Regions from separate parts of the Homo sapiens genome. Here region 2 is linked to region 1. The links are chromatin loops, found by intact Hi-C in ENCODE. Cell type or tissue: breast epithelium. All regions are shown on one strand. Each heading gives the region's core, and the rest is flanking DNA. Links, peaks and the distances in the headings are about the cores only. Region 1 has its middle 40 kb from the start of ROPN1B. Region 2 overlaps HEG1 (heart development protein with EGF like domains 1).

What was found. Peaks named below come from ENCODE experiments on the same cell type or tissue, not always from the same donor. Only the 100,000 strongest peaks of a DNase experiment are listed, where the experiment ranks them.
Region 2: a loop joins it to region 1, with 38 times the contacts of the local background. A loop is called at or near these places in 3 of 110 quality-filtered maps.

What each region holds. Positions count from the first base shown.
Region 1 is chr3:125,921,367-125,936,736 of GRCh38, forward strand. It overlaps the pseudogene FAM86JP and the pseudogene ALG1L1P. Among named protein-coding and RNA genes, the nearest start is that of ROPN1B, 40 kb to the right of the region's middle. RefSeq lists enhancers at 9,825-10,325, 10,326-10,826, 15,135-15,370. In breast epithelium, for the core only: a CTCF peak has its summit at 7,973 (motif pointing right); a DNase peak (open chromatin) is centred at 7,965.
Region 2 is chr3:125,037,307-125,052,676 of GRCh38, forward strand. The region is part of intron 1 of HEG1 (heart development protein with EGF like domains 1); the gene reads right to left. Among named protein-coding and RNA genes, the nearest start is that of HEG1, 11 kb to the right of the region's middle. RefSeq lists enhancers at 6,567-7,080, 14,532-14,661 and a silencer at 14,802-14,851. In breast epithelium, for the core only: a CTCF peak has its summit at 8,856; a DNase peak (open chromatin) is centred at 6,519; H3K4me3 peaks cover 1,281 bases; H3K27ac peaks cover 6,705 bases.

The sequences.
Region 1 (15,370 bases), core at 3,100-11,099:
AATGAGCTCTTTCCTGACTGATACAGGATGGATTTTATTTTTTACTTCTTTATTTTTTTGAGACAGTCTCACTGTGTTGCCCAGGCTGGATTACCGTAGCACAGTCTCGGCTCCCTGAAACCTCTGCCTCCTGGGTTCAAGCAACTGTCGTGCCTAGCCTCCTAAGAAGCTGGGACTACAGGCACATGCCACCATGCCTGGCTAATTTTTGTATTTTTAGTAGAGACAGAGTTTCACCATTTTGGCCAGGCTGGTCTCGAACTCCTGACCTCAGGTGGTCCGCCTGCCTCGGCCTCCCATTGTGCTGGGATTACAGGCATGAGCCACCGCACCTGGCCTAGGGTGGATTTTAAAGATGGGCCCAAACATGCAGGGTTCGACATAAGGATGTCGAGAGGCCGTTCCTCAGTAGGCAGTAGCAGACCTGCTGAGTGAAAGGGCCACACTTTTAGCAAATAAACAATCCCCTGCTTCTCCAATACCTGCTTTCTCCCTAGTCCTCCCCAAAAGGGTGCATCTGTGGTCACCAGCAGGTCTGCCCTGTGCCACCAGGAGAGGGCAGCAGTCACCCAGTATACCCTGCTGCTGCCCTGTGAATTTTAGGATGGGGCCAGCCCTGGAGAAGCAGCCTGCTGACAGCCACAGCCTGCAGCATGGGCCGCCCTCACAGTTCTGCCTGGGCTCACTTAAAAGCACCTTTTGTTTTCCTGCTCTCTGTCATGGTCATGTGGCAGCTCTCACGGAATCCTTGTCTCCTGCCCTAAACTACACCTAACTCTACCCTCTCAACACCTCTCATTGAAGGCCCTCCCATCCAGGTTTCCCTACCAAGTGAATTTTTTTTTTAGAGACAAGGTCTCTTGCCCAGGCTGTCCTCGAACTCCTGGGCTCAAGCAGTCCTCCCATGTCAGCCTCTAGAGTAGCTGGGACTATTCGGCACACACCACCACGCCCAACGAAGTGAATATTTTATATGCCAGCTGGCCGGTATTACACCATTCCATCCCAAATCTCCCCTCCAAACTTGGTGAAAATCATCTGGCCATTTTTACAGATTAGAACGAAAGCAAACAAGCTCTCACTCTGTCTGCCCCCAGCACGAGGCTGTCCACACGGAGCCTTTGGACGAGCTGTATGAGGTGCTGGTGGAGACCCTGATGGCCAAGGAGTCCACTCAGGGCCACTGGAGCTATTTGCTGGTATGAGAAGGGTACCCTCCTCCCCCTCACAGCCCAGATACCCTTCCTGCACAGACAAAGTGAAAACGTGGGTGTGGGTTCAAATCCTGACTCACCCATTCTGCAGTCTTAGACATGAGGTCCATCAACCTTCTTTAGCCTCAGTTTCCCTGTCTGTAAATCAAGCACTGCAACAACAACAGCATGTCTCATGGGGTCGTTGGGCATTTGTCCAATAGGTGACACACTCTACCTGCTTCACAAGGACCTGGTGCCCAGTCCTCAAAGAATACTTGGCAGGTTCAGGCGTGATGGCTCATGCCTGTAATCCCAGCACTTTGGGAGGCTGAGGCGGGTGGATCACCTGAGGTCAGGAGTTTGAGACCAGCCTGGCCAACATGGTGAAACTCTGTCTTTACTAAAAATACAAAAATTAGCGGGGTGTGGTAGTGGGCGCCTGTAATCCCAGCTACTCGGGAGGCTGAGGCAGGAGAACCTCTTGAAACCGGGAGGTGGAGGTTGTAGTGAGCCAAGATCGCGCCATTGCACTCCTGCCTGGGCAAAGAGAGTGAAACTCTGTCTAAAAAAAAAGTAGAAAAATTAGCCAGACATGGTGGCACATGTCTGTAGTCGTACCTACTTGGGCGGCTGAGGCAGGAGAATTGCTTGAACCCAGGAGGCAGAGGTTGCAGTGAGCCAAGATTGTGCCACTGACTCCAGCCTGGGGAACAGAGCTCAAAAAAAATAAGATAAAACATAGATACAGAAAACCACAAAGGAAAAACATAGCATATTGAATCATCACAAGGCAGCCACCCCTTCATAGCCACACCTGGCCCCTGGCCACCACTGACCTGTGCTCCATCGCCAGAATTCCATTGTCTCAGGAATGTTCAATGAATGGAATCCTGTGTGGCCTGAGGTGAGTGTCTTTCATGCCACGTGACACCCTTGAGGCCTGTACAAGCTGTTGGCATGTCAACAGTTAGCTGCTTCTCATTGCTGAGTGGCGATTGGTCCTGTCATGGTTTATTCAGCCATGTGGTGGATGGCTACTTGTCTTCTAAGCCACTTGCCTTCTGATTGCTGGAATGACTCTCTCGCCCTCTCTTGGTGCAGCCCTCAGGAGGCTCAGTCACACTCTCCTAGAGCACAGCCATCATCTCCCAGGCATCACAGGCCTGGTCACATGGGATGCTACCCTCTACCTTGCAGAATGGGCCATCGAGAACCCGGCAGCCTTCACTCATAGGTGACCTTGGGGTGCAGGGCAGGGGACCGAGGCAGGCTTACCCTGGTGCAGTCGCAGACATGGTCCCCTTTCCTCCCGCCAGGACTGTCCTAGAGCTTGGCAGTGGTGCTGGCCTCACAGCCCTGGCCATCTGCAAGATGTGCCGCCCCCGGGCATACATCTTCAGCGACTGTCACAGCCGGGTCCTCAAACAGCTCCGAGGGAATGTCCTTCTCAATGGCCTCTCATTAGAGGCAGACATCACTGCCAACTTAGCCCCAGAGTGACAGTGGCCCAGCTGGACTGGGACATCGCGATGGTCCATCAGCTCTCTGCCATCCAGCCAGATGTTGTCATTGCAGCAGGTAATGCCCAGCCCCGGGCACCCTGTGCAGGCGGTGTCCTTGCAGCTCTACCCAGCTCTTGGCTCTGGGAAAAGGGAACAATGGATGCTATCGGGCATGGACATGATGGAACTTCCAGAAGAGTTACTCTGGGCCTCCAGGGTGACATCAAAGGACAGGGGTGCCTCTTAAGGTGACCTTCAAGCCACAGCCCTCTTGTTGGAGACAGGCATACTCCCGTTACAGTCGTCACCACATGGCTCTGTCCCAGAGCCATGCTTGTGTCTTTCAGAGACCACAGGAGGAAAACAACCACTTCTGGGATGAGGACAGGGCCCTTGAGAGAAGGTGGTGTTTGGCTGGGCCGCCAAAAACCCCTCGCCCCTGCCAGCACACTCAGTCTCCTCTCTGGTCGAACAGAGCTGTGCCTGTTGTCCTGGGTCCCAGCCCTGAAAACCACAGGTCCAGCGGTGGCCAGGGACACAGGCCCACCCCTGCAAGCCAGCAGACAAATCGGCAGACGCCTGAAACACGAAGTTCATGGCAGGGTCAGGCTTTGTGTCATTCACAGCCCTCTAGATAGGCTGAGAACCAGAGCTCGTTTTTTAAGGAACACCAGTGAGTCTGGAGATTTTTTTCTTTTGCTTCGGTCTTTTGCAGCTTTCTCTACTAAGGGTTCTCCTTTTTCACCCAAGTAATTGCCTTTCCATCTAATGGCCAAAATGGTCAAATGGCATCTAATAGTCTCATATGACCACTGCCTCTCTGGCTCGCCCTGCTGCTGAGGTCAGCATGACCTGGGACTGTCCGCTGGTCCCTTTCAGTAACCTGAAACTTTCACCGTAGACGTGCTGTATTGCCCAGAAGCCATCGTGTTGCTGGTCGGGGTCCTGCTGAGGCTGGCTGCCTGCCGGGAGCACCAGCGGGCTCCTGAGGTCTATGTGGCCTTTACTGTCCGCAACCCAGAGACATGCCAGCTGTTCACCACCGAGCTAGGTGAGCCCCCATGCCCACCCGGGCCTGCATGGTCCCCGAGCTGTCCCTGCGGGACTCCAGTGGAAGTGAAAGAACTGGGGGCTGGGGAAAAGCTAGGATGCCCCACACTCCCACACCATGCGGGGAACTAGGGCAGAGGCCGGTGAGCAGGGTGGGCTCGGGGCTGGGGGCTTGTGGCAGGAGGAGGGCAGCTCAGCACAGGGAGGGAGGATCTGAGCCCAGCAGCCCTACTGTGTGCTTCAGAGCAGGGTTCCCTAAGCCCTTGGGCCTCAGTTTCCTCATCTATAAAATGGAGGTGGTGGGAGGGGCAGTCGGGGTCAGGGCTGGACACAGCTGTGGCCTGCAGGACGCTGGAACACAGGCTGTACGGGCGGATCCACCATGCCACTGTCCTGAGCACCCAGTTGATGGAAGACGAGCAGGGTGACTATAGAGAAGGGGAATTGACCCCGTAGTGGGCCAGCCACTGTCCTCAGACCTGACATTTGTCAGCCCCCAGCACCTGTGAGAGTGTGCTATCATTGTCCCATCTCACCGACAAAGACACTAGGACACACAGAGGCTAAGCAACCCCCGAGCTCCCACAGACTGCAGCCCGGCCACCTGGCTCTCGTGCCTCCACACTACACCCAAGCCCCCCATTGCCACCAGCCTTTGCCCCAGCTCCCCCTGAGCACAGCCCCTCCTGGCAGCCATGTGCACAGATGCACGCGCAGGAGCCTCTGCCTGCACACACAGACACGGGTCCAATGCCTGTCCACGTGGGGCAGCCCGTTAACTACAGAGCCAACAAACAAGCCAGCACACGAAGACACACTAGGTTCCATGACAGAGTCCCTCACAACCTCGCACAGGAGGCTGGCCGGGCGCGGGGCTCAGGCCTGTCATCCCAGCAGTTTAGGAGGCTAAGGCAGGAGGACTTCTTGACACCAGGAGTTCAAGACCAACCTGGGCAATATAGTGGGACCCCATCTCCACAAAACATACAGAAACTAGCCGGGCATGGTTGCGCACACCTGTAGTCCCAGCTACTCGGGAGGCTGAGGTGGGAGGATGGCTTGAGCCCAGGAGGTGGAGGCTGCAGTGAGCCCTGATCTCACCACTGCACTCTAGCCTAGGCAACAGAGCAAGACCCTGTCTCAAAAAGGCAAAAAAAAAAAAAAAAAAAGGAAGTTTTTCTTCAGATACTTACGTGAAAAAATACCTGCAATATCTTTTAAGTGAAAAAAACAGTGCCAAGCAGCACACATAGTAGAAGCCCCCACCCACCTTTTTTTTTTTTTTTTTTTTTTGAAACAGAGTCTGGCTTTGTATTGCCCAGGCTGGAGTGCAGTGGTGCCATCTCGGCCCACTGCAACCTCCCACCTCCCAGGTTCAAGCTATCCTCCCATCTCAGCCTCCTGAGTAGCTGGGACTACAGGTGCGTGCTACCACGCCTGGCTAATTTTTGTATTTTTTGTAGAGTCGAGGTTTCGCCATGTTGGCCAGGCTGGTCTTGAACTCTTGACCTCAAGCGATCTGCTGCCTCAGCCTCCCAAAGTGTTAGGATTACAGGCATGAGCTACTGCACCCAGCCCCATTTTTGTTTAAAAAATAATAATAATCACCCACACATGGTTATGAGTACCTATATTCCCAACTACTCAGGAGGCTGAGGCGGGAGGATGGCTTAAGCCCAGGAGTTTGTGGCCCCCTTGAGCAACATAGCAAGACTTCATCTCAAAAAAAAATTATCACAATAATCATTTTCACATAAGTATACCTATAGGGGAAAACCTGGAATATATATAGAGCAGGCTTGTCCAACCTGCGGCCCAACACAAATCTGTAAACTTTCTTAAAACAGTATGAGGTTTTTTTGTGATTTTTTTTTCTTTTAGCTCACCAGCTATTGCTAGCATTAGTGTATTTTATGTGTGGCCCAAGGCGATTCTTCTTCTTCCAGTGTGGTGCAGGGAGGCCAAAAGATTGGACATCCCTGATATACACGTTAACAGGTGCCATCCTTGGATGGCAGGATTATAGAGACTTCTACACGTTCATGTCTGTACTATTTCATTTTTATAAATACGCATTTTCCACTCGTAACAAAAAACTGTGACTGAAAATCATCCCGGGCCACAGTGTCTCATGCCTGTAATCCCAACACTGTAAGAGGCTGAGGCTTTGGGAGGCTGAGGTGAGGGGATCACTTAAGGTCAAGAGTTCAAGACCAGCCTGGCCAACACGGTGAAACCCCATCTCTACTAAAAACACAAAAATTAGCCAGGCGTGGTGGTGCATGCCTATAATCCCAGCTACTTGGGAGACTGAGGCAGGAGAATCACCTGGGAGGCATTGCAGTGAGCTGAGATTGCACCACTGCACTCCAGCCTGGGGAACAGAGTAAAACTCTGTCTAAAAAAAAATAATAAAAGAGGCTGAGGCAGGAGCATCACTTGAGGCCATGAATTCAGGACCCCATCTCTACAAAATAAAAAAATTACTAGCATGGTGGCACACACCTGTCATCCCAGCTACTCAGGAAATGGGAGGATTGCTAGAGCCCAGGAGTCGAGGCTGTAGTGAGCAATGACTGTGCCACTGCACTCCAGCCTGGGTGACAAAACAAGATCGTATCTCAAAAAAAAAAAAAAAAAAAAGGATCATTCTGGCTAACGGCTCTTCAGACATCTGTGCTTATGAGAACACCAGCCCCTTCTAAGCTGTGTGTGTGTGTGTGTGTGTGTGTGTCTGTGTGTGATTTTTTTTTTTTGAGATGGAGTCTCACTCTGTCACTCAGGCTCGAGTGCAGTGGCACAATCTCGGCTCACTGCAACCTCCGCTTCCTGGGTTCAGGCAATTCTCCTGCCTCAGCCTCCCAAGTAGCTGGAATTACAGGCACCCGCCATCGTGCCTAGCTAATTTTTGTATTTTTGTAGAGATGGGTTTTACCATGTTGGCCAGGCTGGTCTCGAACTCCTGAACTAAAGTGATCCACCCGCCTTGGCCTCCCAAACTGTTGGGATTACAGGTGTGAGCCACTGTGCCTGGCCGCTTTCTAAGCTTTGTGAAGAGTGGGTTGACGGAGCAGCCAGGTAGATGTGGGTTCAGATCTCTGCTTCTGTCCTGCTGTGCCAAGTGCTGGGGCAGATGCGGGTAGAGAGTGGACAGCGGCATGGTGCCCGCTGCTAGCCATTTCTATGCAAAACCAGATTTCTGGTCCCATCCTGGAGGCCAATTCTAGGCACCTGGGTGGGCCTGGGAACCTGTGAACCAAGTAAACTGACTTGGACACCGCCCCCCCACCCCGCCAGGCCTGTCCTAGCAGCCCCACACAATACGCTCATGTCCTGTCCCCAAACACTGCCATCCTGAAACACATGTGCTCTGTTTCCAGGCCAGGCCAGGATCAGATGGGAAGTGGAACCTCGTCATGACCAGAAACTGTTTCCCTATGAAGAGCACTTGGAGATGGCAATGCTGAACCTCACACTGTAGGACTCACACACGACTCCAATGGGATTGTGAGAATCAAGTCACTCTCAAGGGAAGAGGTTTCATATGGGAAAGCTGATAAAACTTTCACTGGACTGGAATGTTTGGAGAATGTTAATTTCCAAATCAGGAACTACAAACTGCCCTCTAATAAGACATCGGCTATCTAAGCGTGTGGGTGCTCCCTTTCTGCCAGCAGTTCTGGTTCTTAAGGAAATCGCCATCACTCAGACATGAAAACTCTGGCTCCAAAAATAGCATTTTCTTTGTGCAAATAAAAACGTGTGTATCAAGTATGTGGACACACTCGGTTCCTCACAAAGCCAAGCCTGCTGCAGCTGCCACATCCCTGGACACACTTGGTTCCTCACAAAGCCAAGACTGCTGCAGCTGCCACATCCGCGGACACACTCAGTTCTTCACAAAGCCAAGCCCGCTGCAGCTGCCACATCCCTGGGCTTACGATGCAGCAGGTGCTTTTTTCAAGACAGGAATCAAAATGTTAGGAACACGGCAGAAAGGTGACACCTGGAGACCAAACGCAGGATAAGGAGTACTGCAGAGGTCACAGGGAAGTCACAGAACAGTAATACGCTAGCAGGGGCATGGGGCATGAAGAACAGAAGAAGAGAGGAAGTGTTTCCGAGCCTCCGGAAAAGAAATCAGAGCCAAGCACAGCTTCCCGGGTCACAGAACCAATTCATTCACCAGGCGGCACCACTGCCGTCATTTCAGCTTCTGGCCACTGGGAGGCGCTGCTCAAAAGGGTTTGCCCTGAGACTCCGAGAAGAAGCTGCGGGAAGGACAGCAGGGGTCCCGGGGTTTTAGCCTCTGGCCCAGGAGTTGTATGTCCATAACCAAAGGGAGCACAGTCTGCACCCAGCTCTCATCCCATCGGAGCTGCTGCGACTCCCGCAGGTTCTTCCAAAACTGGTTTAGCTTGCCTGCAGGATCAGGAAAGTTTGAGAAAAGCATCTGCAAAAAAATAAAGAGCAGAGCTTACCTCATTGCCTGTCCCCACCCCATCCCAGGTCACCACCTGGCTGACCCCAGGTCCCCGACCCAACAACAACCCCTCCCAAGTTCCTAACTCTCTCACTTGGACTCGAGACTCTTCACGCCCCAGCAGCGCTCCGCCTCCAACTTGACATCATGCTTTCTGGAAACTTCCCCGTATGTCCCACTTTCCCACACTTGGTGCCCTGGAGCACCTCCCGGCCTCTAACGTGCTGTATGTTCCCCTGCGAGCACCCTCCTCTTGGCCTCTGGCCAAGTCCCACCCATCTGTGGGTAACAAGGGGGTGTCGGTGTTCTTTTCAGCCTTGCTAAACTCTCTGAATCAAGGATCACAAACTACAGCCTGCAGGCCAAATCCAGCCCACAGCCTGTGTTTGTAAATAAAGTTTTATTGGAACAAAGCCACACCCCTTAATCTACAGATGATCTGTGGCTACTTTCACACCACAACAGAGTACCATGGTTCTGACAGAGACTGGGGGACCCAGTCTAAATGACTTCTGACCTGGACCTTTACTGAAAATCCTGCCAATCATTCTGTTGGCAAGAATGATGTATTACTTTTAGCAATAAGAAACAAGTAACCTTTGCAGAATTCCACCCATCTTTCAAGGCTGGTCCCAGAAGCTCCCTTTGCCCGCCCACCTACCTGATCCTGATCACTTCCTAAACTGCAGCCCGGCCCACCTGGCTCCAGCATCATTTGTGGAGTCTCAGCTCCATAAATCCAGAGGGCAGGTGGGGGTGTGTCCTAACTTTCCCGAGCCTACTGTACCGAAACGGGACAGCAGAGTGGGCCGGCCTCTGTGACCTCTGCTCCCTCCCTAGCTTTTCCGCCAGATCCCACATGGTCCCACCCTGGCTGTGGGAAGCAGGGATCAGGGAGTGTGGCTCAGTGCCAGTCTCCAGAACCCTCCCCACCCTGGCGTGGTGGCAGATGTGGCTACCTGCAGAGCTGCCAGTTCCTCTGAGTCCTCAAAGACCAGGCCATTTTCTTCATGTTTCACCAGCTCATGTAAACTGCAGAGAGAACCAAGGGAGCCTGAGAGCTGCCTGGAGAAGACACCAGACCCCTGGGGTGCCCACCTGGGCTCCCCCCACCACCGCATGCTCAAGCCAGTCTGGGGGTTGGAACAGGGGGTGTGGTTTCCAGGAGCTGGTTCTTAGACTTGGCATCTGAAGGGTATAAAGGCCTGGGGGGGTGCACATCAAAATGGACAAACTGATTTGAGGAGGGAGCCTTAAGGAGGGTTTGTACCTTCTGTGCTGGATGCTCTTCAAGGACTGAAGAATTATTTTTGCATGTTTTTCTTAATTCCATGGCCATGGAACAAGTAAAGACAACACCCTGGGGACTGGCTCAGCACATAAAAGATGACTTTTCTAGGGCACCAGGTTTGATCCCGACATTTCCTGAGCTCAGTTCACATGAGGGGCTCACATCCCTGAATCCCATCCAGGAGCCAGCTCCTGAGCAGGGGCCAAGGGCTCAGCTTGTGCTGGGGCTACTGCTTCTAGAATCTCCTCTAACGCCGCCCTTCCAAACAGCCATCTATGCTGGGTGGAGTGAGGCCACAGCATGACAATCGTTTAACTGATTCAAACCCACCAGGTGAGCTTGGCCAAAAGGGACATGGTGGGAGAGAAAGAAACAAAGAAAACCATGTAAGCCTGCAGGCAATTCCCGCCAATTCTACTCTAGGAGCAAAAGCCCCGAGTGGAGTTCTAGTATTTGGGATGCTTTTCTTTCATACTAGGTTGGTGCAGAAGTAATTGCCACCTTTAATGGCAAAAACCGTGATTACTTTTGTACCAACCTAAATATAACATGAGCTCTAAATGGAAGCAACTACTTCAGTGAGGCTCAGCCCAGCCACAGTAACCGCAGGGCTCCTCCTCGTGGCCTCCAGTGTGTGCTGGACTGACCGAGGGGCAGGGCCTCACTGTGGGCAGCTCGCTCTGCACTGTTTCCTCCTCAGCGGTGGATCTGTGAAGCTATCCCCAGAAAGATTCGGGTTCTGCTCCTACCACTTGAAGTTCACGGCACACACAGGCAAACAGCACCCGAACATGTCCACCACCTTCATGGGCAGGTCCAGGCCACTGGAGGACATGTGCAGACAGACACCCAGGTCCACCGACCCTGCTAGGCAAGAGGGGTGCAGTCAGAGCGCTGGTCTCTGCCCTGGGAACACAAATCTTCCCAGCACAGTGAGGCAACATCCCGAGGGGAGTGAAAATCGGATAAGACCCCCGACAGCCCCAAGCACAAGTGGCTTAAGCTGGCCAAGCAGCCACATAGCCTGGCTGGGACATCTGAAAATGTAAGTTGACACTTTTTCTACTTAACCACAATTTATTTTTGTTGTTGTTGTTTTGGTTTGTTTCCTTTTGAGACAGAGTCTCACTCTGTTACCCAGGCTGGAGTGCAGTGGCACAATCTCAGCTCACTGCAACCTCCACCTCCCAGGTTCACCTCCCGTATGTAATCCCAGCATTTTGGGAGCCCAAGGCGGGCAGATCACCTGAGGTCAGGAGTTCAAGACCAGCCTGGCCAACATGGTGAAACCCTGTTTCTACTAAAAATACAAAAATTAGCTGAGTGTGGTGGGCCCCTGTAGTCCCAGCTACTCGGGAGGCTAAGGCATGAGAATTGTTTGAATGTGAGAGGCGGAGGTTGCAGTGAGCAAAGATCACACCACTGCACCCCAGCCTGGGCGACAGAGACTCTGTCTCAAAAAAAAAGAAAAAAAGAAAAAAAGACACCAATGACGTAACAACAACAAAAAAAAAAGATGCTTGGGAACTACTGAAAAAGTAGAAAGCTTGGTATCTACAGATTCAAATCTGGGCTCCCTGCCCTGCTGTGAAACCCTCTGAGCCTCAGTTTCCCCCATGTCAAGCAGTATAAGACCCTATAGCAGAGAGCTGCAGTGAAGATTAAGGAGACAAGATCGTGGGAAGCACAGGGTAAAGGCTGTGTGCCCCTCCCCCTCCACCATCCCCCAACCAAACAGACACCCAGGGTCCTAGGCGGTACCTGTTATCACACAGACAAGAGAAGGAAGGTTGTGTCCATCAAGAGTAAGTTGTTCAAACTCTGTGTTTAAAAAAAGAAACAATTCTACATGGAATTTCTGATAGAATTTCTTTTTTTTTTTCTTCTGACAGACTCTTGCTCTGTCACCCAGGCTGGAATGCAGTGGCGTGATCTCAGCTCACTGCAACCTCTGCCTCCTGGGTTCAAGTAATTCCCGTGCATCAGCCTCCCAAGTAGCTGGGATTACAGGCGCCCACCACCATACCCAGCTAATTTTTGTATTTTTAGTAGAGACAGGTTTTGCCATGTTGGCCTCGAACTCCTGACCTCAGGTAATCTGCCTGCCGCGGGCTCCCAGAGTTCTAGGATTACAGGTGTGAGCCACCATGCCCATTCAGAAAAAACGTTTTAAATAAACAGTAGCCAGAGTCACCTGGTCAGGTGGAGAAAGAGCACTGCTCTGGTGGGGAGGCCACCAGCCTCTGTGAGATACTCTCCTGGAGGGGGCATTTCAGCCTGAGGGCCTGGTCACTCAATGACCCAACTGAGGATTCAGGGCGGCCCACCTCCACCACCCCTGCTGTCCCCAGGCTGCCCCACCCAGTGGCCGGGGACAGCAACATGCTGCAGGCCAGGCAAGCAGCTCACAGCTCAGTGGCCCCCGACAAGCCCGGAGCTCCTCACCGCAGCTACACATCTACTTTCTAAAGCTGCCAGCAGGATGGAGAAGTCTTCATCCTCTATGAGAAGAGAATTGAATATCAGGGGCCTGTTTCTAGACACCCCTCTTCCAGCTCACATGCCCTCCCCTTCTCATTGAGACTGTGGTGGGGTGGGGGCATGCAGGACTGGTAGGGGTGAGGAGAACACAGGTTGGCCAGGTGCCCGTCACACCAACCCCAAGTGTTCCAGGGGTCGTGCAGACCTGTCCAGCCCGTGCTGCTGACCAGCAGGGCTGGCCACTCGCGGAGATGCATCACCAGCCTGCTCCCAGCATCCAGCTCCATGAAGGCCGACCGCTCCATGGCTGCGTCCTCAGGTTCTGAGCTGAAAGAGCAGGAAAAAAGCCTGTGAGAGGCCACAGAGCAGGCCCAGGACCCAGGACGGGCATCTCCTGCCGTGGCAAGGCCTGCAGGCTCCCAAAGGTTGGGGTGCCCGGCCACATCAGCAGCACCAGGCCACCCCTGCCATCCGAGGCCTGGGCTTGCTTTCTCTAATATTGTTGCTGGGTGCTAAGGTTACAACAGCAAACAAGACTGACTCATTCCTTTTCTCCACGGGACTTACTGTCTTGTCATCCCCTGGACTCAAGATGAGCGTGCAGGGACGCCATCCCACACCACCCCAGCTTACCCAGGGGCCCACCTTAGGGTGTGTGGACCTGCACAAAGGTCCCCTCTTTAGCCCCGTGAGACACCCCAGGGGACACACAGGTCCACAGATCTGCCACAGGCCTGGGAACCCACTGGCAGGAGAGTAAGACAGCGTAGGGGTCCACAAACATTTCTTAAAGGGCCAGAGAGTAAATACTTCAGGCTTTGCAGGCCACAGGTTCTCTGTTGCAAAACGTGATTCTGCTATTGTAGCTCAAAGGCGGCTGTAGACAACTCAGAAGGCAATGAGTGTGTTGTGTCCCAGTGAAACTTGATTTACAAAAGCAGGAGACTGGCCTGTAGCCTTAGTTTGCCAACCCCTGGATGAGTGGGTTCCCAGGTCTGCAGTGAGAAGGGGAGAGGCCAGGGCAGTGGCGAGCAGGAGAGAAGGCAGCTGAGGAGGGGAGGCCTACCAGGCCCTGAACAGAGAGTGAGTGCCACCCAGCTTCATGAAGAGCCGGTGCAGCAGGTCCAGAGGTGTCTCTTTAAAGAAAGATGCCGGCTTGTCATAGATGGTCACAGCCCTGCAATGAAATCATGGCAGGGCTATTGGGAGGGCTGAAGAAAGGCCTCAGGAATAGAGGACTCAGAGGCTCCAGGAAAAGAAGGACGCTTGGGGAATCCAAGTCTCAGACGATGACAAGAAGAAGCCTTGCAATCACTTGGGAATGCACAGGGAGACGTCCTAGGACCAAAACTGCCTGGACCCCCTGGCTGGTTGGGAAAGAAACTCTGCCCCCTCCTCTCCCGGCTTCCCCAAATTTTCCCATTATGTTGCCAAGCATTAGTCCAGCGTGGAGGCTACTTTCTGCTCAAACCACTCATTTGGGTCCCGCGCCCAACGTCACCCATCCTCAGTAAAACAACCTTTATTTCCTTCTTCCTGGTTTCCAGAAAGTTCCCCTAAAGCCCTGAGGAATCACCGAATGAAAGGGGCTTTTTACAAACAGGAAACTTAAGTGGAGTGCCAATACACAACATGGATTGCACCAGGCTAGGTCTAAGATAAAACCAGACTGTGGACAACAGGACAGATAAGACACACATGGCTCTGCACTGCCTGGGTCTGTTATTGTGTGGAGGAATGTCTTAGTCTGTTGCTCCTGTGGATGTGGCGAAAGCACGAACCAGGAGTTTTCATCCTTCATTTCATTTTCTTAATCTAGTTGTATCATCCTCTGGGTGAGCCTAGCCCACTTTAAAATGGATATTCAGATGTCAGAATGAATAGAGCAGTGTGCCTGACTTAAGTAATATCAAAATTTTAGACATGTGGAAAAGACGGAGTTGATGAAGCTACTGTTATCCAGAGACCATGACCATTCCGGGTGGTTGGTTTCGTTTCTAATGCACATCTGCTCCACCCCACCAATTGCTTTGCGCAATGTGCGGTTCTCATTACAAAGTCAACAATTCTTTATCATCTGCGTGGTCAGTCACCCTTTTGTTGTCCCTCCCTTGTAATTGTTTAATCTGGCCTCCCCTGCCACATTTCTTGGCTGCCTACTCTCCCCGCTCCTGTCAGTCAGGTTGTACTCAGGGAATGTAAATGCACAGAAAAAGTCCAGAGTCAATTAGAACTAATTAGGTGTTTTATCTGCTGCTTTGGATTATCCGTGCCCTCTATGGATACACGGCATAGGCTGGTTGAACAACCATCCCTGGATTGGGGAGCATTCTAAGACTCACACACAGCTTCCTATTGTCTGTGCTAACGGAGGTAAAGGCTGGTGTGAATGTACAACAGAGACATTTAAAAACCAAGGCATAGTTTATGCCCATTTTCATTGTACATTTTAGTGAGTGTTTACAGCTTTATATAACTGTCTGACCATCACCACAATCAAGGCATAGCATACTTTCAACATCACAAAAAGTTTTCTTGTGCCATCTCAGCCAATCTGGCCCTACCTTGGCCCCAAGCAACCACCAGTCTGCTTTCTGTCACTATAGATTAGATTTGTCTTTTCTAGGGTTTTAGTTTCTCCAATCTCCTTCCCAGTGATGTCTGGTTTAGGCTGATATTAAAATGTGTTCATGTTCCCTACATCCACACTGATTTAACACGGTGGGCAGAGCTGGGACATGGAAGAAACGTGAGAGGCAAGACGTGGAGGCTGATGAGCATAATTATTGGCAATGAGAAGAATGTTGGCTCTCCCCAGTATTTGTAGAATATGACAAAGCGGTGTGCCCATGTTGTGCCCTGAACCTATTTTCAAGGTCATTCAATACAGAGTCTCCTAAATTTAACTACCTAGGAATTGTGTTTTGCCTTGAATGGACATTTGGAAACTCCAGACTCTAGCCAGCCCCTCTCAGCCACGGAGTCATTGCTCCCCCTGGTGTAAACACAGAGACTAGTCACCCTGTGTCAGGCATTCCCACCCACTGCAGCCCTCCCTGGACCACAAGGAGCCAAGGGCAGGCAAGAAAGCTTCAGGCTCCCTCTGGCTGTTAGGTTCCTAGGTCAAAGGCTGAGTTTGTGAACACAGAGAAACACTAAGAGATCAACCGCTCAGGAACAGAGAGAAGGAAAACCGCAGAAACAGAACTAGCTAGACATGCAAGACAGAGAGGTGAGGGGGCACAGGCACAGCCCAAAAAACAAAGCAAGGAGAGGAGCCAAGATGGCCGAATAGGAACAGCTCCGGTCTACAGCTCCCAGCGTGAGCGACGCAGAAGATGGGTGATTTCTGCATTTCCATCTGAGG
Region 2 (15,370 bases), core at 2,404-10,403, 880 kb before region 1:
AAGCCACTTAGGAATGGGCTTTCTGGGGTCCCCAGATGGCCTCCTAAGGTAGGTGAAGTCTGTAGACCTTTAATAGAAAGTTGGCTCATGCAACTTGCTACTAACAAAGTGTGTAGGTAGGAGTTCCAGTGACATTTCTGAAACATAATGTAAGCATGTGAGTGGCTTTTGATGGCATAGCTGAAAGACTGATGAGTTTCCTTGTGCCTCAGCTGCTCTGCCCCTGGATGCCTAACTACACTCAGTAACAGTCATGGCCATAACTGGTAGCCCATGACCACCTCTGCAGAGCAGCTAGACACCAAATACACCCTTGGTTAGTGCAGCCACTGCTGGGCCCTGCTGGCCCCAAAGAGCTGCCTTCTGTGGTTACACCTCCACTTCTCCTTAGTCAGTGGGTACCAAAGTCGCCTGCACTGGTGAGAAACTACTGCTTTCCGTGTCTCTAGAAATTCAATTCTTAATAAGAGAGGCAGTGGGGGAATACACAGACTGTGGTTCAAGTCAGACCATGTAGGTTAGACTTCTGGCTCCACCTCTTTCATACCCTATGATCTTAAGTGAGATCCTTAATTGCTTCATGCCCCAGCTTGCCTTCTGTAAAATGAGGATATTAACAGCATCTCCCTCACTGGGTTGTTGTGAAAACCAATGGAATGTAGACATGTAAGAGCTTAGAAAGAGTGCCTGGTACACAGTGAATGCTACATATGTCATAGCTATTAAATGGATTTAGGGTTGTCAACTTTTAAGAAATAGATTTGGGTGGATGACCTTGGCAGGCACTGCTAATCAATCAAAGCTCAGTGTCCTAACCCTTCTTCAGGTAGTGGACCACAGCCCATACCAGAGTGGCCCCAGGCTCCCAAGCCCTCTTGGAAGCTAGGAATCCACTCTGACAAAAGCACTGAGGCTAGACAAATGGCTGCAGGAACAGTTTGGGCCTCGCTGAATTCCACTCCACGACACCTCTCCTAGGAGGTATAGGGAGAGCTTAGGACGCACAGCGTGAGACCTGGGACCACCTCCAGCACAGCAAGCTCTTGAAGTCACTGGCCTGGTACCCCAAAAGAACAATATCCCACTGTCCCCTATTGAACTCCGGGTACCCCTCTATCTCTCTTATTGCCTACTAACTCTTCCTTGGAAAGGGATTAATAAACCACATAGCTGGAGCAGGCAACACCCCCAGCCCACCCCTACTGCCACTGGAGGTCTTGTTTGACTGTGAACATCCAAGCGCTTTACACCATTCCAGGTGGCATCGCAGTGGGGACAATGGGTCAAATGCTAAAATATGTACTGAAGTCCAATGACTGATCCTTTCTGAAGCCCTGAGTTCATCAGGGCCACTGTGGATGAATTCTGTTTAGGGCATGGCTCCCTATTCAGCACCTGTGTACACCCTGAGTAGGAGAGTAATTTGGAATAAACCTGCCACATGGAGGGCGAGGTGTCAAAGAACCTGCTCTTATTCTTGGTGGAGAAGAGAAACGGCCCTGGAGAAATGGAAAGGAGACGGGATTCCTCAAGCTTCAGAGCCTGGGCCCAATGAAGTCAGGAGTAAGGAGAAGAGGCTGTGCCCCCTCAGACATTCATGGGGTGGGAGGGGGCACCCTGGAGGCTTAGTAGGCTGGTGCTGTGCACCTCACCCAGGCCAGCTTCGCAGATGGTCAGAGACAATCATTCAAACCCCATTCACACCAACCCTCCTCATATTGGAGATTAGACATCCCATTTCTCAGGTATCTTTTGAGCTGAAAATACCATCCTTCCCTCTGTACTTAGCCCCCTGTGCTGGGCCATAACTTTCCCTTGTACCATGAATGGAGATTAAATTAACAAGAGCGTTTTATTGCTTGCTTTGCCTGTTTTTTTTTTCCTCCTAATTGACAACTTCCACTTCTGTAGCGTCTTAATGTTCCAAAACATCTGTTTGTGAACCAGCATCATCAGGGATGCTAGCACAGCCCAAGAATAGGATTTCCTAATTAGCAGCTGCTACAGAGTCAACTCCTTGCCACCCCCCACTCCCTGCCAGTGATTTGGGGCTTTTCAGTTTGCATTGTTTCTGAGCAGTGGAGTGAGTAGGAGCATACAGGGAGTGTGCTGTCTTATCCAAAGAGGTAATTTCCTCCTGGAGGGTCCACCCCACCCCCACACCTCAGCCTCAACCCCCGCAGCGGGCCAAATGACAAGCGCTGCCAGCTACAAGCTTCTGGGGCACACAATTGAAGAACAAGCCCTTTATTTTCTTTTCCCTCCATTTGGATTCAGATTTCACTAACATCTATTTAGGGCTTACCACGTGCTAAACATTTTCACATGCATTATCTCATTAATACCCTGTCAAGCGGGTATTATTATCCTCATATAGCACATGGGGAAACTGAGGGTCAGAAAGATTAAGTGATTGTTCCAGGTCACGCACTCACTAGCAGTACAGACACAGTCTGAACCTAGGGCTCATTCCATCACACTCCAGCTTATTCCATGAGGCTTTAAGGCACTGGCCAAAAGAACAGAGCCAAAAAAAAAAAAAACAACAAAAAAAAACAAGTCCCCCACAAAAAGCCAAACTGCAGCTTGAAACACAACTGTGCTGACCTTGTTTCTCTCTAAGAGGAATGAAATGGTGCCTATCACACGGGCTTTGGAATCAGACAGACTTGATTTGACAACAGCTGCACATTATTAGCTGGAAGACTGAGCAAGAGGACTTCTAGATCAGCTTCTAACTCAGAGAGGATTTTTACGCATAACGAAAAGAATAAGAGAGAAAGAGTGGAGCCATAACGGAGAATGAGCTTGAGGAACAAGAAAAGTCTGTTTTTGATATGTGACGTTTGGGGTGATGTTACAACTTCCAAGGGAAAATGTCTGGCAGACAGTTAAAGATTTGGGACCGTTGATTAGGAGAAAGGACAGGATATGACATACGAAGGGAAAAATCAAGGATCAAGGACTGATTCCCGGGAAAACTTGAATGTAGAGACAGGAGAAGAGCCAGTGACAGAGACGCAGATGACAAGGGAAGGATAGGACAAAATTAAAGGTAGGAGCCAGTGAAGAGGAAGGCAGTGAGACCAGCCCTACAGAAAGTCCCTAGGTCTTTCTAGGGTGTCGCCTGGTAGAAGAAAGATGAAGGTCATATTGCTCAAAAGGGAGCGGTTCCAGAACAGTAAGACACTGATGCTCAGCTGTGGAATTGCCCGTTCCTGCCTCCCCGGTAGAGCATTCCTGGGATCCTCAATTTGGGGACTGGTGGACCACAATCAAATGAAAATATAACATTGTCTTAGATACCAGCAATGGATCCTTATACCTATGAGAGTGGGTTTCTTTGTCATTTTAAAACATTTTCCTAAAATTTAATTGTTCACACAGGGAGGGGAGAAAACAGGCTTTTTTTTTTTTAAAGGACTTTTAGCACCCTCCTTTAAAATTCCCCTTTGAGTATGATGGATGGCCACAGACTGAAGAGGGGCAGACTACTGTTCACAGGTCCTTTCCAGGAGAATGAATCTGTGCTTCTCTTCCCACAGATCAAATTAAGAAAAAAATTCCCATGCATTTTACAATCGACAAAGCACTTTTCACAGGATAATTTCATGGCCTAAATTATCCCTTTAGATTCTGACCCTCTGAGTGGCAGGCAGGAGGGTAATTCTTGCCCTATTTTACAGAAGTGGAGACTGAGGCTCAGTACATAAGTCACCTGCCCAGGTTAACCCAGAAAATAGGTGGCAGAGCAGAGACTAGAGCCCAGCTCCTTCATTCCAGTGTCTTTCCTAACTGACCACTTTCAAATGAAAACCAGTGAAGATTGAGCAGAGAGAAGCTCTTGCTAAACTGATTTCCGGCGTGTGGCAAGCTCTACTGACTAGCATCCATACTGCTTTACATCCTTCATTCTGGCCAAAGTTACCTGGATTGTCTCTGGTGCCCCCATCCCTCTCCAAAGGTGACCACTACCCTTAGGGACCATAGCAACCAAATAACCTGACCTTCACAGGACTGAGGTCCAAGAGGTATAGTAACAGTTTCAAATCTGCAATACACCAATGAGTAGCATTTATAAATTCAAAAAATATTTACTTTCATACCCATTAGGAAGGCTATTATCAAAAAGGAAGAATGGAAAAGAAATGCTGGCGAGGATATGGAGAACTCAGAACACTCCCGCAGTGCTGGTGGGAATGTAAGATGGTGCAGCCACTGTGGAAAACAGTATGGCGGTTCCTCAAAACCTTAAGAGTTATGAGTTGATCCAGCAATCCCACTTCTGGGTCTATATGCAAAAGAATTGAAAGCAGGAACTCAAACAGACACTTATGCACCCATTTTCATAGCAGGATTATTCACAACAGCTAAAAGATGAAAGCAACCCAGCTGTCTATCAGTAGATGAAAGGATAAACAAAATGTGGTATATACGTACAATGGGATATTATTCAGCCTTCAAAATGAGGGAAATTCTAACACATGCTACAACATGGGTAAACCCTAAAAACATGATGGTAAGTGAAATAAGCCAGCCACAAAAGGACAAATATTACATGATTCCACTTTCATGAGGTATCAAGAATAGGCAAAATCACAGAGACAGAAAGCGGAATAAAGGTTTATCAGGGGCTGGAAGCAGGGAGGAACAAGAAGTTATTATTTAATGAGTTTCTATTTGGGATGATGAAAAATTTCAGTAAACAGATGGTGACGATGATTGCAACAACATTGTGATTGTACTCAATGCCACTGAACTGTATACTTAAAAATGGTTAAAATGGTAAATTTTATGTTGTGCATATTTTACTACAATAAGAAATGTATGTATTTACTAGGCCAAACGCAGTGGCTCATGCCTGTAATCCCAGCAATTTGGGAGGCCGAGGCGGGTGGATCACTTGAGGTTAGGAGTTCGAGACCAGCCTGGCCAACATGGCAAAACCCTGTCTGTATTAAAACTACAAAAATTAGCCAGGCATGGTGGCACATGTCTGTAATCTCAGCTACTCAGGAGGCTGAGGTACAAGAATCACTTGAACCTGGGAGGCGGAGGTTTCAGTGAGCCGAGATCATGCCACTGCACTCCAGCCTGGGTGACAGAGCAAGACTCTTGTCTCAAAAAAAATAAAAAAATAAAAAAGTATGTATTTACTGAGCACCAACCATAAGCAAGACACTGTGAGGGTTACACGGATGAATCAGGTATAGAATCTACCTCAAGGAGTTCCAGGAGAGCTGGACCATGTTAATAAGTCCCTATGATGCTTCTGGGGTGTGAGAACGGGCCCCCCAGGGGTAGACACTGAGACTGTGCCTGGGAGTTTGGAAGGGGCAAGGTTAGGATTAGAAACTCATCCTCCCTTCCACGGCTGCCAGTCCCAGTCCCCTTCAGACAGCAGGGGCCCTTCCCCTGCAGGCCCTCTTTGCCTCATACCTTCCACCAAGGGTCCTCCGGATGAGGGGGATTTCAGGCCGGTGGCCAGCAGCGGGATATTCTGGGACATGCAAGAACCTTGGGGGCCTGTGGGAAGGTGGCTGCAGCCTCCCCAGAAAAGCAGCCGCCCACTCAGCGAGGCCACTCTGGGCTGTGTTTTGAAATGCTGCTGCGGATGTAATGATTTTGGGTGGAGGACGTTTAGAAGCCAAATGAGTTTGTGTGAACAAAAGACTCAGCCCTCGATCTGGACTGTCCAGGGCTCTCAGGGAGTTTCGTTTCCTTCCTTGTTCTTGCTCTGAAAGAAGCAGCCCTAAGAAAAATCAAGCATGTTGGAAAGTGCTAGACATGAGATTTGACGATCAGATTTTTAAAACGCTTCCCCTGCAAGCGCTCTAGCGATGAAGAAAGTAAAATCTACCTCCCCTCCCTGTGAGGGGTCGGCTCTTGTTCAGCTGAGCATTCTCTCCGGGTGACAGACGTCTGCTGGACTGAACCCAGACCCAGGGGAGGCCTGGCCTGGAGCTCCCAAGTCAGGGTCAGCCTTCCAGAAATAGAACTGGCTCTGAGGTGGCCTCGGGCATGAAGGAGGGATACAGCCTATCCCAGCAGGAGTGAAAGATGAAGGACCTTGGAGTGACCTCAAGCTCTTTGCTTTAAAAGGAATTCTATAGGTTTTTTTTTTTCCAAGGCCTTGAGGAAAAGTCCTAGGGTCAAAGGTCAGAAGATTCCCAGTTGGTTAAATAAGTGAACAAAAAGGCTTTCTGCAGGGAGGAAAGGGGGTCTACCTTGTTTCTAGGGGCACCTTCCTTGCTGCCTCCATTTTCTTTGCCCCTCTCATCCTTTGACAAATAAACATCCAACACAGTGGCTGAAGAGGAGGCTCTTTGGTAAAGGGGGAGTTTCTAGAAAGAAGTTGAAGCTGGTAGCTCCCAGTCCCCTCTGGACGCGAAGGCCAAGGGTGCCAGCGGGGTGGTGCGGGCCTTCCGGGTCTCCTGTGTTGTCACCGTCACATTTGATCACACCCAGAGAGGAAGCTGGGTGGCAGGGCTCCACCAAAGGAGACCTGCCAGGTTAGCGAAACAATAAAAAGGCGAGGAAAAACATCCTGGTTCCGAGGAGGAAGAGGGGGGAGAGGCGGGTGCAGGAGGGGCGGGAGGAAACGGGCCTGCTCCCAGGGGTGTGCACACTGGGCAGCCCGGCCTGGGCCCGGGCCCCGGTGTCCACACAGCTGGCGGCTGACTTTCAGAAGCTCTGCAGTTAATTTACTCGACAGACCTCTGTGAAGTGGCCCAGGACTCTGAGGAAATCATAGAAACATCATTTGTCTGGAGCGTTGACGACTGCTAGAAAATGGAGCCGTGGAGTGATGTTTCAGCACCAAGGGCTCTGAGGCCTGTGCTGGCTGATGGGAGGGAGCTCCAGGGCCTCCGAGGGGAGAAGCTAAAATCTAGTTAAGGGAGAAATGTAAAGTCTGCTAATGCGTTTTGTAAATCAAGATTAGGAAACCTGACATTCTATTCAAATATAACCAGTATTTCAAAAAATCAGTTGTATGCCATAGCCATTTAAGAAAGATAAAACAGAGAAAGAGGAAGCAAGGACGGGGGCTGAAAAGAGAAATAAGACAAAAAGAAATAAAGTTAAGGAATTTTTTCAAAAGACATACCAGAGCAGGACAATAGTAATGATTATTATTGTTATATTGCAGCCAAAACGTAGGTAGCATCCACTCCATGCCAGCCACTGTGCTAAGCATTTCACATAGACTGTCTCAATCCATCCTCACGACAGCCTTATGAGGTCCTCCCGTTATTATCCCTACTTTTCTGATAAGGAAACTGAGGTGTAGTGAGATTAAGTAATTTGTCCAAGGTTACACAGCAAATAGTAAAACTGGATCCAAACCCAGGTCCGTCTGACTGCAATGAAAATCCAGTTTAAAAAAAATACAGAAATAGAGAAAGAATGAAATAAGAAAGGGCAAAACTAAGACTGAGCGCTCCAGAGAAAGGGTAACATGTACTGAAAGCAAAAGCCAGAAAGGACAGAGCTAGGCTTCCTCCTTGTGGGCTTCGGGGATGTCTCACTAAGGACACTGGGATCCAAACTGCAATTTCCTGACACAAACAGGGATATGACATCTTGATGTCCTATGTAACTCACTGTCCAAATGGAATTCAGCGCTCTGATACGATTTAGAAGAAAGGGAGGAAGCAAGGATGGGAGGAAGGGAGAGAGAGGAGTCCATGCTGATTTCATGTAAGTAAGAAAAGGTGGCAAGAGACGAAGATGATGGTTTGAGTGCATTATTGGGAGATTAGTGGGACCATTAGCAAGCAAAGGGAGGTCAGGTCTTAGAGGAGGAAGAGATGATGTGTTTGCATTTATAACTGTTACCTGTTGGTTTAAAGTGAAGCTCACTAAACCTGTGCGAATGCTGGCAGATGGCTGAAGGCACAGAACTGGACTGTAGTTGGAAGCACCCACTCGGAGAAAACAGGGAACTGCCTTTGTCCCACAGTTCTCTCTACCTAGACTGTCCTACTTCCTTCCCCTCGGCCTCCTGGCAAAATCAGCTCAGAGATCACCCCTTCCAAGAAGTATTCCCCAGAGACAACTCTCTCCCTCTGGACTATTTTATCTTGTTACACAATTCTAGCTTATTCTCTCGCAATCCTAGGTCTCTTATGAGAGACTGTGGCTCATAGCAGGTGCTCCATAAATGTTCACTGAACCGAGGGGGAGGCAGAAGGTCAAGGGTAGAGCTGTGAAGGACATCCCACCTGGTGGGAGGCAGAAGAGATGGGAAAGCGTTAGCCATGGCAATCACAGACAGATGACAGGACAGAGACGAACAACTGAAAAGGCTATTGAGATTTCTCAGCAATGTTCTCCCTTTCTCCAACTCCTCTCCAATTTTCCACTCATCCTTCCATGTCTACCTCTTCCTGATGCCTGACTCTCTTAGAGACATAACGCCTGATGTGTTCCCGGGAAGCATTCATGACCAACACGTACACAGCACATGCATGTTTACAAAGCGCGTCCATGTGGATCAGCTCCATTCATCCTTCCAACAACACTGAAGTCAACAAAACAGTTATCGTCTCCATTTTACATATACGGAAGCAGGTACAGAAGTTAAATGACTTGCCCAAGGTCATGGCCAGTTCACTATATCACAACTAAAACATTGCTCTGTCCAGTTACAAGTGCTTTCACAGTCATAATTATATTTGCTCCTCCTCAAAAACCTTGTTAGGAGCAGGAAAGTCTTTATTATCCTCATTTTTAATATGAGGAAATTAAGGCCTAGGGACATTAGGCAGCTATCCAATGCCACAGAGGCAGAAAGCAGAAGGGGTTAAGCACAGTTCCTCCAACCCCCGCCAGAGCTCCACGGCATCTCTCCCCAACTCTGCTAGCAGCTACAGCCAGTAGCACTCCATTACCATAAAGCATGACTGTACTAGAAATAATTCCTAACAAACCACAAGAATTCCCCTACCCAAGTGAGTATGGTCCTCTTCAAAGAGGTCCCAATAAGACAATACTTATTCCATCAATACTGTTATTGCTCAAACCATTTTCTAAAATTTGCTACTTTTCTTTTTTCATATATATGTATATGTATATATATATATACACATACACACACACACACACACACACACACACACACACACATATATATTTTTTTAATTATACAGATGAGGTCTCACTATGTTGCCTAGGCTGGTCTTGAATGCCTGGCCTCAAGCAATTCTCCTGCCTCAGCTCCCAAAGTGCTGGGTTTACAAGTGTGAGCCACTGTGCCCGACCCAACTGGCTAGTTTTCAATAGAGCCTGCAGAATATTGTTCTCTTGAGTTTCCTGAATAATGATACATTTCCATCCCTTGATAATGATGTTGGATTATTTTGGAAACACAAAACTTCAAAGACGATCTGATGAAAGATGCAGTAGATAGAGATCCGCAACCCCATTTTCAATCCAGGAGGTTTGCTGCAAGAAACACAAGGGAGTTGCTCATGTGGCTCACACACACTCTGAAGGTGGCTCTCAACTCCTTCAAACACTTGTGAAGCACGTATTGATAACCCCCAAAGGTTCTGATTTGAAGAACACTCATTGACCACAGAGGTCCAAGTGTGACTGATTTTCAAAGGCTTCTTATTTTGTGGTCACACCTGGCATACTGCTTTTATTCAATCCTAATAGCTTTCTATGCGTTCATCTGGTCTCCTCAGATGACCATAGGTGAGGGCTGTTGCACTTGGTTTTTCTGACTTCAAATCATGAAAGTTGGCTCTTTCCTCTCCATGTTTAAGGCTAAGAAGCAAGAGAGAGTTCTAGGGATACCAAGGGGTGAGGTTGGCAGGGGTCCAACGAGGGGAAGACCAGTTAACAGAGGTCTTTGGAACATGGACTTGAACCCTAGGCAGGGAGCTTGCCCACTGTCCAGTAAAATGCCTGGAAGGCAAGGTGCGATGGGAGGGTTGCTGTCAACACAATGACCAGTGTAAATGGGCACTGGTTTCAGTAGCATCATCATTGCTAGTATTTCTAGAGCTCTCTTGCCCAGGCATCAAGCCGTCTACTTTACAGGTGTTATCTGCACCTCTCCATTCTGCGCAGGGCTCTTTCTACTAATAGCCCATTTGACAGATGATAAACTGACCGCACAGAGAGGCTAAATAACCTACCACAGTCCTACAGCTGGCAAGTGGCACTGCTAGGGTTTGAATTGAGACTGTCTGACGCTTCCAAGCCGGGACCTCTGTGGTCTGTGACTGCAACACCAGCAGGGCTCTCGTCTACACCCTGGCAAAAGATGATCCCTGAAAAAGTCTCACCACATGGCCATAATAAAGGTCCTAGTGGCCAGGGAGGTTGCAGGAGTGAAACCCGTCCCCAAGTTGAAGCTGTTTCCATCTCCTATCACCCAGAAAAGGAAAATGGAGTGGTTTTCAATTCTAGCCCAACATATGATAATCACTAGTCACAGCCCTGCACTAGGAACCTCCCTCCAGATGACAAGCAGGTGTCTCTCTCCTGCCTCTTGCTACTCCTTCCTCCAATTTGATTCTTCAGTTCCAAGGTGGAACTGCAGGGCCACCTGAAGAGCTTCACCTTGGCCTCTGCCCTCTTCTTGTCACTTTTCTTCCTCCCCTATCTTCATTTCCCAGCCTATCAGAGACATCAAGAAGAAACTTGTCAACTTATCAAATCCATTTCTTTGCCTTCAGCACCTTCTCTGCACAGATAGATGGGGGCTCCTGTTATTCAGGGTCTTCAGTGAGGTCAGATCCTCCCTCAAGTCCCCCGAGACATCCCAGGAATTGGGATTGAAGTCTTGTCTGCCTCCCATGCCATCTGACCTGTAAGCTTTCCTCAAAAACGTTTACATGACATGAAAGCTAGAATGAAGTTCAAGTACCTCAGAGCTAAAATATTAAGCAAAAGGAAACTGTCCATTTTTAATAGCCTCTAGACTTTGCAGATGGTCTTTCCAGCTCCTTAAGAGACCTTGCAACCAGAGCCCCATACCATGTGGTGGTGCAGACCCTGCTGCAGGACCCTCCACGGCACCTAGAGGAAAATCGACCTCCTTACCATGGTCCTCATGGCCCTGGGTGATCCAGACACCCTGGCCTTCCTTCTTGCCAATCCTGAGACAAGGCAAGCTGGGTCCTGCCTTAGATCATCTGCCCTGGCTGCTCCCCCTGCCTGGAAGGCTCTTGCTGCTATAGGCAGGGGGATGCCATGTGCCAAGTCTCCAAGACAGGAATGAGTTTGGCATGTATTAACAACTGTCTGGTGTAAGTGGAGAGCAGAGCAAGAGAAGGTGAGAGAGGTGGCCAGTCAGATCCTGCAGGCCTCATATTCCAATTTAGGGGGTCTGGATTTTATTCTAAGTACAACGCAAAGCTCTTTGAGGGTGTTAAGCCTCCGAGTAAGGTGACCTGAGTTACATTTTAAGAAGATCACTCTGGCTTCTGTGAGTACAGATTAGAGAGAGAGCATAAGTGGATGCAAACAACAGAAAAGAGCAGTGGGGAGGAAGAGAGCAGATTCACCATGTATTCTGGAAACAGGATCACCTGGAGTTGCCAAAAAAGAATCACGGTAGTGGGTGAGGAAAGGAGAGGAATGGAGGGTGACTTCTAGGCTTCTAGCTTAAGGAACTAGGTGCATGTTGTTGCTAACTGCCGACATGGGAAGAGGCAGGAGTTGACACAGGGTTAGGGGATGAGAATCAAGGATTCTGATTCTCTCTGATTTTCCTCTTTTATTTCACCATCAAACTTTGCCACAGACAGGCCTTCCATGCCTATCATACGGTAGGCAGGCTTCTTCCTGCACTTTTAGGAGTCCCACTAAACAGTTCAGAATGGAGGCCAGAGGCCTTTCCCCAGACCTCATTCTCCCCAGTCTCCCTCTGCCTTTTAACTTGGATAGTTTCCAGATGAGAGGACAAATCAAGACAGAAAGCAGAAATATGTTAACTTACATGGACCTTCACAGACCTCCACATATGATGCATAAACCATGCTATATTCAGATTATCTGCCAATCCACAGCCAACCTGCAAGCCACCCCCACCTCTCATTGCGCCCTCATGCCGGGCTGGCATCCCTTCCTCCCCACCATCCATACTGGATGTTCTCCACCTGACTGGAGCTGATTTCCTCTTCCTCCGTGGCTTTAACTACTGCCCCTCAGGGCTGAATCTGGCCCCGGCCTCCCTCTAGTTCAGTTCCACATTCTCAACCATCCACAGAATACTTCCAAGGGGACATGCAGTCTTTACACTGAACGGCTGAAACTGAAGGAGCCCCTTTAAAAGCAAAGAGCTCCTCTCCATTCTGTCCCATCATCCCCGTGGCCAGGCAGTCTACTACTCCAGCCTTACTCTTTTAAGTGGCCCTTGCATCTCTCCCTTTCAATTTCCACTACCTCCACTCTAACCCATGCTCTGTCCTCAGTCTTTCCTCCCAACACATCAATACGATGCCCACCAGCATTCCAGTGTCTCTTAAACAACTACGGGGCTGTAGTGAGGGCAGATATGTATGTGGTTCATCTATGAGGCCCCAGCTCCAAGCAGAAATGAACAAGCTAATTATGCTTTCCCTGTTCAGAAGCCATCAGGGGCTCCTTGGTGTGGATGGGATGAAAACAAACACCTTAACAGGCCTCTAAAGCCCTCCACAATCAGGTCTAATCCTCCTTTCCAGTCTTGTCTTCAATGACTAGTTGATTTGGGAGCCTAACTGGCCTCTTCAAGTCCTTTTCTCCAGCCTTACTGACTGTTGATCACCTCCCTTTTGAAAAGTCTTGGGCTTTTCAATATTTGGGATTTTGTGGATGCCATTCATCCACCAACTCTCTTTTTTTTTTTTTTTTTTTGAGATGAAGTCTCACTTTGTTGCCCAAGCTAGAGTGTAGTGGTGTACTCTCGGCTAACTGCAACCTCCGGCTCCCAGGTTCAAGCGATTCTCATGCCTCAGCCTCCTGAGTAGCTGGGATTACAGGCACATGCCACCATGCCCAGCTAATTTTTGTATTTTGAGTAGAGACAGGGTTTCACCATGTTGGCCAGGCTGGTCTGGAACTCCTGACCTCAAGTGATCCACCCGACTTGGCCTCCCAAAGTGCTGAGATTACAGGCGTGAGCCATCATGCCCAGCCCATCCTCCACCTCCCTGTCTATCCACATCCCAGTCAACTTTCAAAGTTAAATCAACTCCCCCCTTTCCCACTGAAGTCTCCCTGGACTATCCAGCCCCCAGTGGTCTCCACGTCTGCATGCAGCAGCCCATTTCCACCCTCACCATTCCTTTGGTCAGTATGATCTCCTGTGGCATTTCTTCAGTTGTGAATCACTCATGCATCGTTATTTCGCTTTTTACAATCTTGATGTGTGTGCTCCAACAAGACTGAATGTTCCCTGGGGGCATCACAGACAGGCACTGCAACCTCATCACCTCACACGGCTCTTCCACATAGCAAGGCTTCTGTAAATATATCTTGATTTACAAATCAGTCCAATGTGACACAAATAGAGGCATCTGCCACACTCCAACAAAAGAAGAGTGAAAAAACAGGATAGAAATGTCTTTGTTTCTGTCTATGCCTGATGAATGGTGAGTGGGTAGAAGAGAGCATAGATGTTCAAATGAAAGCAATTTGACAGCATCTGCATGGAGTACCATTTAACCTCGCCTCCTACTGGGCAGGTATTCATAACAACTGCCTCACAATGTCAGCCACTGCTCCACGTTCCCAGGAGAGGGCCCATTAAGAAAGTCACCAATTCATTTCAGCTTGGCTTATAATTAATGCAGCAACCTCTGGCATCAATAACCTATGGATTGGCATATGAGTAGGGCATAATTTACAATCTCTATATAAAATGTCATTTTAAAGACTTGTGGTCTTGTCTCAGGTAATTTCAAACAAAATTTTTAAAAAATTTTTACTCAATAGGTGTCCTCATTGCCACTGCCATCTCCTCATATTTTCCCCACGCCAATGCTGGCCCCTAATCTCTACAAAAAAGCAAGAGCAAGGAATGGAGGGAGGGAGGAAGACGAATGATGAGCAGGAGAGGATCTTAGAGATCTAGGACAACTGGTACCCCATTTTACAGATGAGAAAACTGAGACCTCCTGATATTGTGGGACAAGCACATGGATTTGGTCAAAATCTATTAAAATCCTGCCGCCTCCATTTACCGTGTGATCTAACCTCTCCAGGCTACTGTTTCCAGAACTGTAAAAGGCAAATAACATCCCTCACGGGCTTGTTTTGAGGATTAAATGGATAAGGAGTGTGAAGGCGCCGACCACACATACGTGTTCAAAGGCCAGGGAGTCAAAAGTCAGACCCCAAAACTAGTTTCCTTCCTTGTTGCCTCCCCAGGATTCTTGGAAGAGAATATTTACTGCAGCTGAAACCTCCCATTCATACAAAAAGGACGCTGGAGACAGAGGGAAGCCACTGAAGAAGGCAGTAAGTGGCTAACAAAACCACAACTGCCATCTGTTCTTTGCTTTCTTTCTGAGTGTCTCTGGACAAGGACAAGTTAAATTCAGGAACACTGTTTTCAGCCAGCTGGGCGGGGCTGCTGGAAGGCAGGAGGGATCACCAGGAGGGCAGAGGCTCCTTCCCCAGCCTCCAGGACAAGGATGCAGAAACTGCCCAGCTGGGCAGCAAATACCTTTCAGTCTCCCTCAGTCCACACCATTCGGGTCTCTGGCAAAACATAACAGTTCAGCATGTGCACACAGGCTGAGGAAAGCAATAAAAGGGTTCTTGCAAGGTAAAAAGGATGTGGCTTTTAAACACTCATGCACCACGGAGAGTCCCTTGCCCCCTCCCGCCTCCCCCCCTTCTATTTGGGACACCCTCCATCAAAGCAAACAGGCTTCTCAGGAATCCCCACTACCACCACCCCCAAGCCTCCGCCAGGAGTGAGGTAGCCGCCTTCTGGAGGGAAGCCACTCTCCCCTCCCTGAGGGGCTGTCTCTTGCCCGCTGCACCTTGTAATGGTTCTCCCAGCAGCCAAGCTAAATGACGAAGTTGGCCCACAAAGTTAGAGCAATTCAGGCGACAGCTATTTAACAGCTCAGACGGGGCTCAGCTCAAAGCGCTTCCTTTCCTCCAGGGAGCTGCATTTTTCTAAGATTATTGTTTCTCGGGCTGGCTGCTCAGCTACTCAGCGTCATTTCCCCTTTGGGTGGGAAAGTTCTTTCCTTCTGCATTGATTTTCATTATGATTTAAGCCTTCTCTCCCTCTCATCTGCAGATCTCACAATTAAAGCATAGCATATGGATCACAAAATTAAGGCATATAAACTTTGCATTCAGCTTAGAACTGTGGCTCGGAAGTCCTGAGTGGTAGAAAAACACACGCAGAAAA